Regions from separate parts of the Mus musculus genome. Here region 1 is linked to region 2. Evidence: chromatin loops called from intact Hi-C (ENCODE). Cell type or tissue: heart. All regions are shown on one strand. Links, peaks and the distances in the headings refer to the core of each region. The heading gives the core; the rest is flanking DNA. Region 1 has its middle 24 kb from the start of Gm40820. Region 2 overlaps Acyp2 (acylphosphatase 2, muscle type).

What was found. Peaks named below come from ENCODE experiments on the same cell type or tissue, not always from the same donor. Only the 100,000 strongest peaks of a DNase experiment are listed, where the experiment ranks them.
Region 1: a loop joins it to region 2, with 9 times the contacts of the local background. A loop is called at or near these places in 3 of 42 quality-filtered maps.

Annotation. Positions count from the first base shown.
Region 1 is chr11:30,289,774-30,292,689 of GRCm38, forward strand. No RefSeq gene overlaps it. Among named protein-coding and RNA genes, the nearest start is that of Gm40820, 24 kb to the right of the region's middle. In heart, for the core only: no CTCF peak of the experiment used is centred there; DNase peaks (open chromatin) are centred at 208 and 1,568; H3K27ac peaks cover 1,552 bases.
Region 2 is chr11:30,516,105-30,519,020 of GRCm38, forward strand. All of the region lies in intron 3 of Acyp2 (acylphosphatase 2, muscle type), which reads right to left. Among named protein-coding and RNA genes, the nearest start is that of 4930505A04Rik, 46 kb to the left of the region's middle. In heart, for the core only: no CTCF peak of the experiment used is centred there; a DNase peak (open chromatin) is centred at 1,187.

The sequences.
Region 1 (2,916 bases), core at 91-2,590, 230 kb before region 2:
GAGCTGAGGACAGAGCTGTTAATTCTCAGAGACAGCATTGTGAAAGAACTGAGCTACTTAGTAGCTCCCCGTGGCTAGTGTGTCTTTCTGTATGAGCAAGCGACTTCTTATGGAGGCTCAAACCTCTCCAGACATTTACGGAATTAACATTCCAAGCTAATTCCGAAACCCAGCCCAGTCCTGAGAGGCTGCCAATGTACAGGGCTGCAGAAACTCCTCAGTGAAGAAAGCAATCCCTGGACCTCAGGAGAGGAGCCAGCCAGGAGCCCTCTCTGATCCCCTACTCTCTGCTACTACGGACACCCTGCCCAGAGATGCAGATGTAAGGTTGTTTTTGTTTGTTTGTTTTTCTTTCACCTTTCTAAGTGGCTCTCAAAAGCCTTTTAACAGACAAGAATGGAGGTTATCCCAGGACAGAACTCCTAGTTTATATTCATCAGATTACACTTGGCTGAGAGAACAGTTGCAGTTGGAAGCAGAATGCTGGGACTTAAGCACTGTGTGTGCTTTAGCTAGTCAGAGGGTCCTGAATTCCAGGAAGAAGGTTATAACAACTAACATTCACAGTTTATTGTCTGCCAGATGTTGCCATAAGGCTATTACATTATTGATAACAACACTTGGAGACAGGTACCATTTGAATCCTTCCATCTAACAGATGAGAAAGCTAAGGCACAAAAAACAAACAAACAAACAAAAAAACCAACTTGCCCAACGGCCAAGGCAGTAATTATAATTTAAATGCTCGTGATAAGTGTTATTGTGATTGTTCTCAGTTTGCAGACAAGAAAATGGAGTTTTAGTTGTCCAAGTATTTATCCAAGTTTGCACAATGTGAAGGGGTGGGTGGAATGGTCTACCTTTAACACTTAGGGACTTCAGCCAAGGTCATAGTACATAAACATAAATATACATATGAAGCTAATATTTAAATGTCTTCTGACTTCTTACATTGTCAGATAACAGCTGGAAGTCCACTCCAAAAGAATTTTCAGATGCAAACCATAAAGAGGCACTAGACATGGGCAGTCTGGCCCCAGCCCCTGGTGGAACAGACTTCTTTCCTGTATCTTGCTTTTGGGTATTACAGCAGTACCGTCCACTTTGGACATGGTCTCTGCAAACAGCTGACCCCAGGTTATCCCCAAATCCAGTGAACCTATACATCTTTGGGACTATTAAGTTAGGAAGAAAAGGGGCTGGTTGTCATCAGCAGGGAATTCTGGTCTCTGACCTGGACCATGAGTCTTGAGATACAGGTTCCAGGAGAATGTTTCTTGATGTGACTTTACTTAAAGCTTCCAAGATGGTCAGAGTGGTGCCCCAGGGTCTCATAATGAAAAGCTTCTTCAGAGGGTATGGGGTGAGAGTAAAGGCTTTTCTTATGTCCCAAGTTCAGTATCCTTGCTCTAGACAACTCCTGTACTATCATTCCTGTCTGAGCCATTGCCCACGGTTTTCAGGGGATCCGAAGTGAGTAGAGGCAACTATGGAAAGTCTGAAAGTCGGGGTGGGGCAGGGTTGTGAGGGGAGCAAGCGAGCTTGAGAGATTTCCTTTCTCCCACCCACACACTTCCTCTTTCCCACTGGCTCCTGCCTCCGGTCAGGGCTACACAAACACTGTTAGAGCAGATCCAAGTCAGGCCACACCCTTTCCTTGTTTACAGACGAACAGGAGGCAGAGAATGGGAATGGGAGACGCCCTGAAATGATTCTCTCAAAAACCGTTATTCTTAGCCAGGAATGAAGACTTCTTAAAAATTAACTGGCCCAGAGCAAAGCTCTTTCTTCCACAAAATTTTAGGGTAACAAGGGGGCCTGCATGCATGGCCAGCCTCTTGTCTCTGAAGCCACTTCCTAGCACCTGGCATGGACTATTTACACGGACTTAATCCTGTCAGTCTGTCAAGGATTCTAAATTTAGGTTCCATACATAAATACAATTTCCTGTGGTGTCTATTATAATTAAAATGTTCCATGGGCTTACTTTTGTGTTTGTTGGTGTTCAAATGAGGGACAAGCTACCGATTTATAGAACCAAATCTCCACACCCACTAACAAACACCTTCAAGCCCCCAGCATTCATTGCTGAGGAACAGGAGGCACTGGCTGTGGATCCAGATTGTGGCAGTGCTGAGGCCTTGTATCGAGTTCCACTAATTCCTGAATTATTCTCTCCTCCTCAGCTGCTAATGCTGTAGCACAGGAGAAATAAAGAGAGAGATCCTGTCTGTTTGAATACAAGAACTTTGGAATCCTGCTTCTGAACCCTAGAAACATTCCACACCAGCAGAAAAGAAAACGCAATGCTCTGTCAGGAAGGCAGGGCTAGAATGGGGCAGACAGTGATCAGATCAGCCAAAGAACAGGAACCAGAAAAGGGAGAGCAGTAAAGAATTGATCTTTCTTCCTTCTTATCTCTCTATCCACATCTGGTCTTCCCTCCCTTCCCCTCTTCTCTTTATACTTCTCTTTTCTCTTCCTTCCACCCATTCCCTCTTGCCCACCCTCCCTTTCTTCGCCCTCCCTCACTGTCTCAACACCACCTACCCTACTCCTTTAAATTCCCAGTGGCTTCCCAAGCAGCTTGGTTTGAGTCAGATGTCCATGTTCTGTTTAATCAGCTGTGACTTGAGGAATGGTGACAAGCACTGTTCCTATCTTGTGGCAAGAGAGAAGTCCTCAGATAAGCAGGAGTAGGCTTGCTCTGGAGAAGGATGTAGTCTGTCCCATCATGTAGCATGCACTTACTATAATGTTTTTATCACAACTACTTCCCTACTGCCCTAGCTCTGGATAATAAGCAGCCTGGGTCAGGCTTCTCACCTGCGCTTCTGCTGTTCAATGAAGCCACACTGAGGGAAAATCAAGACAAAATCCTTATCAAAGTCTCTTCTAATTCCCTACAAAGAAGAA
Region 2 (2,916 bases), core at 204-2,703:
CCAATCTCAACCTTTTGAGCTAGCATTCATAGTGGAAAGACAGTGCATAACATTTGTGTTATTCTTGCTTATCAAACAGGCCTCTTTATTCAGTTATATGTGAATAAATATTTTATTATAAAAATAAATTTTTAAATAGTATTTTGATAACATGCCAAAAAATTTGTCCAGGAAACCCCAAATCATGCACAATTAACCTGAAACTAGATTCTTCATCTTTAAAAAGAGAGTCCTACTACTGTCATCACAGAGATCATGGAAAGGCTGAAGACCGTGTTTGGTTGTGAATCACTTAATCGAACATCTAGGTCACATAGTAGGCTCTTAATAAGTGTTACTGAAGTCAAGTGTCCACTGCCTTTTCTCATTTAGAAAGCTCTGGGATCTCCAGAGTTATGTACTTCTAGGGAAATTCCATCCCCAAGGCCCCCTAGTCTTGGCAGAAGCACTTCTCAGCTGTAGCGTAGACTGTCCTGTCACCCAGCATCTTCAAATTAGTAAGTCTGGGAAACTATCCTGGGATAATTCAGGTCAAAGTTCAAAATTCATGTAGATATCACTGACTGTAAAAGCCTAAATTACATTTGAAATCTTAAGTCCAAGGCAATTCAGGGAAATGTAGCTCCTAACTTTGTTGGGTCTGAAATAAAAGAACAGCAAAAGGAGTTTGGACTGGAAGTTGAGGAGGTAAACATACCGTGCTACTGTTGTTCAATAAAACCATATGCTATGGGATTCAGAAGTAGTAGATGTCTTTTGTTTGTTACTAGTGTTCAGTTTTTACTCTCTAATTTTGCCGGAGCCAGCTCCTCATATCTGAAGGAACTCCAGCATCGTTGAGTCAACTGAATAGAAGCAGAAACATACAGGTAAAGGAACTTCCAAATGCTGCTGGGACCAAGTAAAAAGTAAACTGAAGAGTGGTTTGTGAACCTTCGCAAGACAGCATTACTGATGCGGTTTGAGTGGAAACCAGGTTAGAACTGTTTGAGGGGTGATGGTGGAGCAAGAAATGGAGACAGCAAGAACAGACAAAGCTCCTGAGCTGTCTGACTATAGAAGGGGAGACACTGTAGAAGAAGAGACAGAACAGCTTCAGAGAGCTTCGGGGTTCTGCTGATGGCCAGTCCAGCCAGCCTAGATTTCGAATTCAATACCTTTGGATATCTCTGAACATCCTGTCCCAGAAGTGTACTGAGGAGGGCTGTATTAAGGACACACAGTTCAGTATGTTCTCTGTCCCAGATATGTTAAGATCTATTCCTACAGGAAGGAAGCCAAATGAAAAAATGAGTTGGCCAGACACTCTTGTATTTTTAACCTTTACCCTGACTTTTCCATTTTCCTCAAAAAAAATGCTCTTAAGCAAATTGAGGCTAATGCCATTAGCAGATGGAGGACTATTAGCCAGTTTAGAGTCAAGTGCAAGCCCACCCATAGCAGAGGTCCTACGGTAAGCATCTTTATGGACTTCTTCCTAGCTCTATTTTGTGCTCCTCCCTTATTTTCATTCTTAAGTATCCACTCTCTTGTTAGCAGCTTAATATGTTCTTACACATCATTTTAAAATCTATATGGAAGAAAACAACAGTATAATAGATATATAAAGATATGATCCCTTCCCCTTCCCTGATACTAATTCTGTAACTGTCTCAATGGAAACCACAGGTTATCTATAGACTTGTGTTTTATGACCAACTTTGCTAGAGACCCTTTTCCACTAAAGGAAGGAACACAATGTTCTTCTATCACAAAAACATGTAGTTTTAGGACAGTGGGCTCTGCAATCGCAATCCAGCTCTTGGTCCAGAAAGACTGGAGTCAGACTGGACTGATTCTCCGAGGGCTGTGCCTGTGTGCAAGCAGACGCATCCCCTTGGCAATCAATCACTCTGAAAACAGTTTGCAGACAAAGGAATCTCATGTCCTAACAGATAGTTTGTACAAAATCATTATGTGCATACTTACACTTTTATTTTCAATCATTCATTCAGCCCCACATGTGTCAAGCTAAATATGTCACATTCTGCCCCAAATGTGTCATAGTCAGCTCCAAATGCATGAAATAGTGAAAACACAATTTAAGCCCAGCATTGAGGCAAATACCCAGTTAACATGTGCTTCATTTCCAGGGAAACTTGGGTCTCCTGGGCAGAAATTATAAAGAAAAATACTAAAAATTTATAGCAAGATAATTTTAGCTTAGGATATTATAGCTTACTTTTAGACCTAGGATATAAATCAAGAAGCATATAAACAAAAACCATAAAAAGGATGCTTGCTTGCCTCTGTTACAACTCACTTATTCGAAAAAAGAAAATAATTAGCTTGTAGGGCCTAATTACTCTTTTATAACTTTTGTTTAAATACATTTAATTGAATTTGTCTAGAGAAAAAAAATACAGAACTTGAAGCATTTTCCACAATCATGTTGATTTTTCCATCAAAGCTCCTGGCTTTCTCACCAGGCATTCTAATTTGTAATAATACGGTCCTATTTTTCATTTTAGGCTTTACCCCATAGTTCCAGAGTCTAGAATTAACCCCTATATCACAAAACTGAGCACAGGAGCTTCTCCAAACCCTCCTATGACTTCTGTCACATACTCTCTTGCTGTTCTAGTTCTAAGATAAATTTTGTTTAGCCTCCACTATCAATTCATCTGTACCTGTCTTGGGTATTGTTCATCTCATAGCCTATTTACCCACATAGTTATTTATGTTCACATAAAACCTATGAATGATGCATCTGTGAACCATGCATTGTGCACTCTGGTACCACCATTGACATAGTTTATATATGCTACTTAATTTCAGATAAATTGAATTCATTTAGGTAAGAAGCTTTCTGAAACCGGAAGTGTGAGATTTTTGGGAATTGAAATCGAACCTTTTGTTTTAAGCTGTAACAACAAG